Linked DNA regions of Mus musculus: region 2 is linked to region 1. The links are chromatin loops, found by intact Hi-C in ENCODE. Cell type or tissue: heart. All regions are shown on one strand. Each heading gives the region's core, and the rest is flanking DNA. Links, peaks and the distances in the headings are about the cores only.

Region 1 (5,382 bases), core at 231-5,230:
TCTGGTGCATTGTCTCAGTGTCAGGAGGGTGAGGAAGAAATCAGCCATCTTAGAGAGCAGGAAGCCAGCCATCTTGGAAGCTTATCATCTTTATAACCTTGTCCTCCCCCTCCTCTCCCTGTCTGCCTATCAAGAAATCTAACTCCTAGTCCCTCAGGACCTGTGGAGGTTTGAGAACAACTTGAAACACTTGGTACTCTCCTTTCACCATGTGGCCAAATGTTAATCCCACCAGGTAGGGGGTAAGACCACTGCCACAAATTTTGCGCCATATTTGAAGCAAGATTCATGAAATACTGGCCAGGATGATGGACACAGGCCAGGTCCATACCCAGGATTCCCAGAGAATGGAGGTCAGTCAGGGGCTTATAAAGGCAAACCCCACAAAGATCCTTATTTCCCACCTTCATCCAATTAGGGACGAGCATCCATCCTGACATACCTCCCACCTATGTGTGAGCAAGCACATCCTGTGTACTTGGGGCAACCAAGTTTACAACCTGTTTACAGAAGGGAAAATAGTGGCTTGTTTTCTTACAAGAACAACAGCTCCCAGCATTCCAGAACGTTTTCTGTCCTTGGGCAAATGGACTTATAGGTTAGAGGAGCTTTTTAAAATAAATAAATAAATAAATAAATAAATCTCTTAAGCACAATAATTTAAACTTAGAACATGAACTTAGTCCTCACACAAACTCAGTCATCAGGCTTGACAGCAAGCACCTTCCCCCACCTGAACCATCTCACAAGGCCCAGGAAAATGTAATATTTGTTTATTTATTTAATTTTTTTTAATTAGAGAAGAAAATGAATTCTGAGTGGGACCCATGGAATGGGTGACTTTGTAACATAAAAACTAAAACATGTAAACGCAGTGTGAGGCAATGACTTCCATGTATACTTTTTCAGATTACAAGTGTGATTAGTCACCAAAAAGAAGTTCAGAAGTGTGGGGTGTCCAGATACCTAGCAGGTTGTCTTGGATACACCAGAGGCAGGGCTTCCCTGTGTGTACTGCCATCCATCACTACACACAGTAGCAGTTGTCTTCTGAGGAATATTGGGGAATGATGGAGAATCTGCAGGATATCTGAAAGGTGCCTTAGACTAGCCCTCTACGGAACTTCACACACACAAAGTTGCTAGTACATGAAACCGGGGTTCACCATGATTATTGGGAGTGAACCTCTTCAACTACTTCACTTAGAGGGACAGTTACTACAGGCTCTCCTACCTAGAGAAGCTACTTCTTCTTCTTGGATGGTCATGTGTTCCAGAGAAAAAAACACCACCGTGCCCACTATCAGCCTTGATGTTTATAGAGACCGGGTCTCAGGCTAGCCCATGCTCTCTTTGTAGCCCAGGCTGGTGTGGAGCCCAGTATCAGCCTTGATGTTTATAGAGACCGGGTCTCAGGCTAGCCCATGCTCTCTTTGTAGCCCAGGCTGTTCTTGAGTTCCAGTTCTCCTGCTTCAGTCTCCCACATCTACCACCAATGGTAGTACCTAGTCTGGTACCATCATTTTAAAGCAAGTGTAGCCCAGCCTAAAGACATTGTTGCGTGAAGCACATCTGCCTGCCTTGTGCCCTGACAAGGCGCACGTCATTGAGCGTAAACTACCAGAGGCCTTTCTTGGAAAATCCAGATCAGAAATCTTCAAGCCAAAGCTTCCCCCATCTTCAGGGCCTATGAGGTCTGATTCACTGTAGTGTGGGGCTTTGCCTCCCCCCAGCCCTCACCCCATGGTGTGATTCTGCTGGCTTCCTCAGCCTCGATGTTGGCTGGGAACAACAGTTGCTCCAGGTTCCTGAGAAGACAGTGGGGGGTGGGGGGAACCTAAGGAGAACAGCTCTCAAGCCAGATTTCCGCCTCAACCAGCATTGAAATTCATTCAAGAATGAACACACTTCATTACCGTAAGTTCATCATCGAAAGCCAGCCTTCTGAAAATGACATCTGTAGACTCACCTGAGGAATATACGTTCCTCTCATTAGAGTGATGTTTACTTTTTAGTTGGCAAGGCCTCCCCCCCCCCCCCAATCATATATAACACCTCTATCTGGACCCTCTGGTAAGACGCCCCCCCCCCATCTGCTCAAATCCTTTGTTTTAAGGCGGGGGCTGTTATCAAACTAGCCGTGCCTGATGATGGATGCTTCCTAGCACTGATTCTCTACTGAACCGCAGCTTATCTTTACAGCTAAACACACTTAAAGATGAGTTAAGGATTGTTTGTAAAGACAAGCTGAGCATGGACGGATCGCAACAGCCAAGCGAGCTCTAACCAATCACAGACTGACGACTGATCAGACCATTTCCCAAACCGCCCAGCGGGCACCAGGCCAACTTTTCCTGCGCAAGTCCCTCTCAGGCCTCTGAGTGCTGTCGGCCCATGATGCCCTGAGGAGATGTGTGAACCCACCTGACACAAATCGCTCTTCATTCTCATTCGGCAACCAAACTTGTTAAGTTTAATTTGTCAGCAGGTTTTCTCTTGACGGGGTCAGAGCAGATTGTCTGTGCCTGCCCCAGCTCAAAGAGCTTTTCATTGTGTCTAGAGTCTCCGTGGCTCTCAGGTCCTTGCTTGAGATCCTGGGTTTGCCTCGCATTAGTCCTTCCAATGGAATTCTGGCTTCCTAGCTTCAGGTTGCTCTCTGTTCTAAGGGCTCAAATGTGTGCCAGGGAGGACTGGCTGTGTGGTCCGTTCCACAGAAGGCAATGTGGACGCAGTCTCCAGATAGGGGTAAGGGCAGATGAAAGCCTTGAACTAGGAAAACCAAGAGATCTCCTCATAACTCTCCTCTGGGGCGGGATGCAGTTATCCCATCCCAGATTCAAAGGAAGTTATTAGAATCTTGATCCACTGAGCTGGAAGAAACCTCTGACTAAAGAATAATGGAGAAGTCTGCACCTATTCACAGGACGCTTCCTCGGCAAAGGTTTAGAGTTTCAGTCACTGGCAGATATTTATGCAGTGACAGAACTTTTACCATTCCAGGATCACAGGTAAGGGATTTTAAAAAGTAGTTTAAATACAAATAAAGGGAGCAGAATCCAAAGGAAAGATCCCTTAGTTAGACTGGTTTAATCATCCCTATTGCATATGTGTTGAAATATCATACTGTACTCTGCAAATATGCAAACTTCTCTGTCAAGTAATAAAAATTTTAAGAGATTAAAATATTTTCCTACATGAATTTACTCATCATGAGCATGAATATGTGTGGCTGTACTTGTGAAACGGCTTTTGTGTTGAGGTCAAAGAAGAGCTTTTGGGAGTTGGTTTTTCCCTTTCTACCTTGTACATACTGGAGATCAAACTGGGGTCATTATTAGGCTTGGCGACAAGTGCCTGTGCCTGCTGAGCCATCTCACTCTAAAACATTCTAAAACAACAATAGTAAAAATGTAAAAGAACCAAGAAGACATAGCCCACAGCTGAGATAGAAGAGCTGCACTTAACCTTGAACTTGAATTTAATGCAGACACTCCACAGCTGACATTTCTAATCAGCTGCTTCTTTTTTTTTTTTTTTTTTCATTTTAAGTGCAAGGGCCACAGGAGAGATAAAAGTCTTCCACCTGATGCTCTGGGAAGACAGGAGCTGGAGCTGTGCTTACCCACAGCTCCCAAGGTACCACACACAGCTACTGGCCCAACCTGTAGACCTAGGAGCCTCACCCAGGGCTGGGTGCCTTCCCAGAAAGAAGGAAAGGTCACGAGGTTGTGACGGATTACTTCAGTATTAAGGGCTCCATCTCATGGCTGTCTCAGTGTGCTTGTGGTTTCTATGAGTTTTTTAGTTCCTTGTTCCTTCTCTGTCAGGTGGTCGATGACCTTGGGTTAATTCTGTTGTGTGTTTCCTGGATTCCTGACCACCCAGTGGAATGATGCTTTGACCTTCTGACCTTTCCAGTCTTCTGAGTGTCTCTACCCTCAGTCTGAGCACTCACGAGTGAAGCGCAAGATTCTAGGTCCTCCCCTGGGCGTGTCCCTCACCTGGTTTCTCCATCGCCTTCCTTGCCCTGCAAAGCATCTCTGCTCTGAGCTCCTCCCTACCCAAATTTATAGCAGCCTGACTTTAAATACACAGCCCTGAGGAACCAGACTGGCAAGTGTGACACCTTATTGGGATGCATTGGCAACGGTCGGTCCGTTGAAGCAGTGGACAAGCAGGTGGCTTCCAGTTTTCAGGTTCCCGTGGCAAGGGTTTGGGGCTGGTAGCTCTGCCTTCGCTCTTTCTCACAGCAGCTAAGAAATGGAAAGACAAATAAGGAGATCTGAGGACTTTTTCTTCAAGCTGAGGTTGTTTTTGTCAAATGTGCCTTGATAAATTCAAATTGAAGCAGCGAAATGTCCCAAATCGAAACAAAACAAACAAACCTGAGATCACCAAGAGCTGACAAGAATAAAGAGGATCTTGCTCTGAAGCAAATGAATGTAGTGTGGCCACTCACAAACAACCGGGAGGTTTCGTTCCTTTGTTTACTTGTTTTATAATTATTTGGTATGTGAAGAGGGAGGAGGCAGGAAGAGGGATATGGAGAAGAGGTAAAGGCAAAGAGATGGAGAGAGAAGAGATGGGGTGAGGAAAAGAAGGAGAGAGAGAGAGAGAGAGAGAGAGAGAGAAGGCAGCATCTTTGTGTTCTCTGATCTATATGGCAGGCTAGCTGGCCTGTGAACTTTAAGTAATCCTCCTGTCTCTGCCTTCCATCTCTCACAACAGGAACAACAAGCTCAGAGAAGAGTGGCACCCTGCCAGGCTCGTGTGGGTTGTGGGGTTTTGAACTCAGGGCCTCAACATTCTCATGGCGAGTGGTTTAGTCACTGAGCTGTCTCCCGAGCCAGAGAAGTTTCTATTAAGGATAAGAATTCAAGTTTCGGGGGTTGGAGATGGCTCAGTGGGGAAAAGGCACCTGCAGCCAAGCCTGACGACCTGAGTTCCACCCCAAGACCCACAGGGTGGAAGGAGAGAACTGGTTCCCAAAGACATTTTTCTTCTGCCCTTCATTTGTGCGCTGTGACACATGCACTTCACACAGACACATATCAACAAGCTAAATAAATAAGTAAACAATACAACTTTAAGAACTTTGAAACTCCACATTTCACAAAACTCGGCCATTCCTCTTAGGTGTTACTCAAGAGAAATGACAATTTATAGCCACATGAAGCCCAATGTGTAACTATTATATAAAAGCTAATTGTTTCTCGTTGCCAAACATTGGAAACAATCCAAGTGGCCCTGTGTGCACAAATGTGCAAACAAGCTGGAGAATGCATGCATTGGAACACACACCTCAGTGACAAAGAGGAAGAAACAATGCGGACACATAATTGCTTCACAAGAGCTTTTTGCTAAAGAGAAAAGTAAACACCT
Region 2 (5,382 bases), core at 187-5,186, 85 kb before region 1:
TCTCTCTCCCTCCCTCTCCTTCTTTCCCTCTCTCCTTCTCTCCTTCCCTCTCCTCATAAAAGCATATGAATAAATGGGGGCACAGAGGATCTCATTGCTGGATAAAATGACCGCATCCCCGAGGTTATGAGGTTTTTCTTAGAGCCCAGAATGGGAGGAGATCCCAGTCAGAGGTGGCAACTAATTCTGCTGCCAAAGAAACAACTTTTTTCCTCTCTCTAAAATGCAAGAAGCAAGCATGAGAAAGGGCCGTGAAACCAATCACTTAGACAAGCAAAGAATCCAAGGAGGGACAAAGAAAACAGAACCTTGACACGGTTGAAATTCAATGACTTCAAAGTTCCAAAACTTTGAAGGGTGACATTTCCCTTTTAAAACTATTTGCATCATTTTCTGGTCTCCGGGTCATTTTATACTGAAGAAAAATATCCAGCCTTTCAAGCTAGTGGTATAATATACAAAGACAAAGTGAGGGGGTGGTAGACTTTACAGAGGTGGTATTGATTTATTATCCATTTAGTTAGATACAGGTTCTCATTTCATAATTCCAAGTGGCTTTAAACTTACTACGTGAACCAGGATGGCCTCAGACTCACAAGCGATGCTCCTGCTGAAACTAAAGGTGTGCACCATCATGCCTGGCTGATTTGGTTTGCATGTCTATTTTTGCCCATGTATATGTGGTGTGAGTGCCTTGGTGCATATTCCCATGTGGTGCGTGCATGTGTGTGCACGTGCCGATGAAGGCCAGAGGTTGACCTTGGGCATGGTCTTCCCTCTTCACCTTCTGTGTTGAAGCTTACTCTCTCACTGGAACCTATAGCTCGCTGACTCAGTTGGCCCAGCTGGCCAGCCTGCCCCAGGGATTCCCTGTCCTGCTTTATAAAGACTGGATTACAAAGACGTACAGGAAAGCCTGCCTGGTAGGTATTTAAGTGGGTTCTGGGGATCCAAATCATGATCCTTCTGCTTGTATGGCAAGCACTTTCCCCACTGAGCCATCTCTCCTGCAAAAGTGTATTTTAAGGTTAAAAAGAGAAAATGACCAATATCCCATAGCTTATATAAGTAGAAGGGTGATTCTTAATAGCACCAGGGATATAAATTAGAAATAAGGGCTGTGGCATTTACTTGTGGGAAAGAAAATTTCCCTCTACCTTGAGGATAGACAGACTTAACCTAAACACTGAATGATGACGGCCAAATAACCCTGTTTCCTCGTTGTCGCCCCCCCCCCCCCCATGCCAGGACGTTCATGTCTCAGAAAAGACACCTTAATCCTACTTTGAATTATGTTATAGCATGGCAACATAATATAATTTAATGCCCATGTTAACTCAGATTGCTGAAATGATTTACCCAATGTCACAGCTGAAACACGGCAAAAAGAGATTGCAGTCCTAAAGCAACTTTTATACAAAATATGAACTTTGACAAGGGAGGTGATGGGGTAAGAAGGAAGTGGGGGAGCTTGTGGGGCCACTATAAAGATCTAGAGATTCATGAGCAGCTAATGAAAGGACCCTGGCACCCAGTTGGCAAGGTCTGAGAACAGGGGTTTCAGGAAACCTTCAAAGGTTTAAGAGCAGAGCCCAAGAGGATGGTCTTTCCATTGCATTAGCTGACAGTGCAGGGTTGGTTCATATTCCCAGGGTGGGGACATGTGGGTTGCCAAATCCCCTGATATAAAGACCCCAGCCAAGCTGTCATGATTAGACCCTGGGCCCTTGGGCTGGGCTGGGCTGGGCTGGGCTGGGCTGGGCTGGGCTGGTTGTTCATTCTCCAATGCTACCAGGTATGTGATAGTTGAGTATTGATCAGGTCCTGAGAGGTGGATTAGCTGGAAGAAATAAAAACACTGTTGCTACCACACATGCCAGAGTATCCTCTGAATTGGTTGCTTGGGCTTGACAGTGTGTCTATGCCTTCAAAGCATAAGAAGGGACAAAGGAAGTTACAGCCTCTTAAACATGGGGGCTGAATATGTAGCTCAGTGATACAGTACTTGGCTGGAATATACAAGGGCCTAGGCTCTACCCCCAGTGTTACTAAAATAGATGATAGATTGATAGATAGATAGATGATAGATAGATGATAGATAGATAGATAGATAGATAGATAGATAGATAGGGAGATAATATATTGATAGATGATAGGTAGAACTATAGATAGATGTAGGTAGGTAAGTAGATAGATAGATGATAGATAGATGATCGATTGATGATAAATTGACAGATAATTGATAGAAGATAGATAGAAAGATAAATTATAATAGATGATAGATATATAGATAATAGATAGATGATAGATAGATAGATAGACAGACAGACAGACAGGAGACAGAACAGCAGAGGAACTGTAAGCATGGGCATTGATCCTCCATGAGCGTGTTCCTCTCCCCCAAATAATTATGAGCCCAATTGACAGATGGTGCCACTGATGCACAAAGAAGTCTCAGCCATCAAGACCTGGAACTAGAATCTAAGCTTTGCAGCCAACATTTTTAAGCACCAAGTGCATGGATGTCTCTTAGGGGAAGACGCTCAGCCATGAACAAAGAAATAAGAAAGACACAGAAACGTCTAAAGGCAGAGCTGACAGGTGGAGACCTGGGGAAGAAGATAAGATGAAAAGAACGGAAATGAATGCACACCAACAAAATTAGCATCCATTTTTTTTAATGGTGAAAGTTAAAGAGGAAAACTTGTCTTGAGACTGTGATTAAAACGAAGGCATCCAAACTGGTTTTACTCATTCATCATATTCTAGTCAATGAAAAATTCATCGGATAGTTTGAATTAAACATGCTATCGTGTTTAGTTTAATTTTAGCTCAGGCTAAACTTCAGATGTTCCCACACCTCCAGAATCTAGTTCAATAATGAATGAGCCTTCTCACAGTGAAGCCTCAAGCCACAGACCAGGGAATCATCGGAGCCTTTCAGCCCCAGATGCTGGGATCTCAATGCACAAAGCTTTTCAGCAGGAAGTTCAACACTGACAGAGACCAGGCAGGACTTCAGTGTTGAATCAGTTTCTGTGTCTTGGAACAGAGAAGTTGTGAGATTTCTTTAATACCATTATGAAGAAAGCAGAGTTAGTTGAGTGCTAGTGGCACATACCTTTAATCTTAGCACCTGGAAGGCAGAGACAGACAGATCTCTGTGAATTTGGGGCCAGGCTGGTCTACAGAGTGATTTCTGGGATAGACAGAGAAACCCTGTCTGGATAAAAACAAAACAAACAGACAGACAATAAATGAGAGAGAGAGAGAGACAGAGAGACAGAGAGAAATAGCAGAGTTAGTTCAAGTAGCTCAGATTACCCACCACTCACAATCTTAGGCAAGATCAGACAAAAGTGAACAAACGCTTAGTGTCAAATATCTGGGGCTAGAGAGGGTATGTAGAAACTGAGCCACTGGGGACTTCTTACATTACAAAATTCTAAAATCATTTTCAGTTTTCCTATGCTGTAAGAGGAGCCCAACATTGGCAGTTTCTTAGAGGGAAGATACAGAATTGGGTGCCTTCATTAAGCTCTGCCTGGTATTTTTAGTTAAATTTTGGGAGTCTTCAAAAATGTAGTGGGTGGCTAGAAAGATGGCCCAGTGGGTAAAACGCTGTGCAAAGATGAAGACATGGATTGAAATCCCTAGAACACAACAACAGCTAGATGCAGCAGTATGCATCCATAATCCTAACACTCCCATGGAGAGACAGGAGGCAAAGACAAGCGAATCCTCAGAAGTTTCCAGCCCAGATACCTTGGCATACACAGCAGCAAGCAAGAAGGTAAATGGCATGGACCAACATATGAGGTTGTCCTCTGATCTCCTCATGTGCCACAAAGCATGTGTGCACCTGCCCTGTCATATACACAGACACATACATATCCACATATCACATACATACACACACTGCACACATACAACATATACAGAGACACAACACATACACACACACACATCACATACATGCACATACTACACACAGACATATTACACATACATCACATACAATAGATACACAAACACACATGTTATCACACACATACAATATAAATAGACACATAAACACATACATATCACATACATACACACAGACTTGTTATTATACACATATAACATACAGACACATAAACATATACACAATGCATATCCACACATTCAACATATACTCAGACACATAAACACATACACACACATCTCACACACATGTACACACTACACACAGACATATTACACATACATCACATACAATAGCTACACAAACACATATATATATACATCACATACATATCCTACACATAGGCACATTTTATAAGCATCACATACAATATACCCAGAGGCACAAAGAGACTTACAGAAGTCATGACTTGCTGCAAGGCAAGCTTAAGGAATTCAGAGCAGCTGGCATTGCAAAGGGAAGGTTCCTAATCATTTGACCATCTGCATAGACTACTGTCATCATGGGACAGAGCAAGCCAGGTGAAACACTTGCCAGCTCCATGGATGAACAAAACATTCTCTTGTTGGTTTAGCTTGTATTAGATCAGTTACTCAATTTCCCTTAAACATATCCTTTTGTATCTACACAGCAGGTCTGATTCTAACAGGAGAGGAATTTACAATGGGAGAGGCAGATGACAGGCAATTGGGAGGACGGGAGGAGAGGACACAGTGAGAAATGGGGAGCATTACATTGTATGTATGATTAGGTCAGGCTGGGGTCTAGTAACTGCAGCCCATCTGCATTTGAGTAGTGCACAGGTCTCTTCCTCTGCTGTCATGTCGTTACAGACGAATCTTTTCTTTGTCTTTAGGGTTTACAGGTTTGTTGTAACTCATCTGGAATTGTGAATGGCTATATAATTCTATAATTCTAATTATATAGCTGTAGAGTATATATAGTATATATAATTAATTATAATATAAATGGTTATATAATTCTAATAGGCCTATATACTTCCTTTGGCTCAGCAACCATTGGGGTTAGTATTTGCTTTTTCATAAAGAAGAAGATCAAAGCTCAAATAGCCAAAAGACTAAGCTATGAATTAAGGCTATCTAGCTACATACCTTTTGCCCCTGAATCCACACTTGAAAACTGCTGTGAATGTGTGTCAGGTACCCAGAAATGAATATTGATTTCTGCTACTTCATGGGGCACATCATTTTTATAGTATTTTTTCAAGTTTTTATATGTATGAGTGTTTTGCCTGCACGTATGTATGTGCACCACATGCATGTCTGATGCCCGTGGGGGACCAGGAGGTGTTGGATTCCCTGAGACTGCAGTTGCAGATGGTTGTGGGTTGCCTTGTGGATGCTGGGAACTGAACTGAACTTGGGTTTTCTGAAACAGCAGCGACTTCTCTTAAC

The links. Peaks named below come from ENCODE experiments on the same cell type or tissue, not always from the same donor. Only the 100,000 strongest peaks of a DNase experiment are listed, where the experiment ranks them.
Region 2: a loop joins it to region 1, with 1.9 times the contacts of the local background. A loop is called at or near these places in 1 of 42 quality-filtered maps.

The regions. Positions count from the first base shown.
Region 1 is chr8:46,339,415-46,344,796 of GRCm38, reverse strand. No RefSeq gene overlaps it. Among named protein-coding and RNA genes, the nearest start is that of Gm30931, 21 kb to the left of the region's middle. In heart, for the core only: no CTCF peak of the experiment used is centred there; no DNase peak of the experiment used is centred there; H3K4me3 peaks cover 625 bases; H3K27ac peaks cover 437 bases.
Region 2 is chr8:46,424,489-46,429,870 of GRCm38, reverse strand. No RefSeq gene overlaps it. Among named protein-coding and RNA genes, the nearest start is that of Acsl1, 44 kb to the left of the region's middle. In heart, for the core only: no CTCF peak of the experiment used is centred there; no DNase peak of the experiment used is centred there.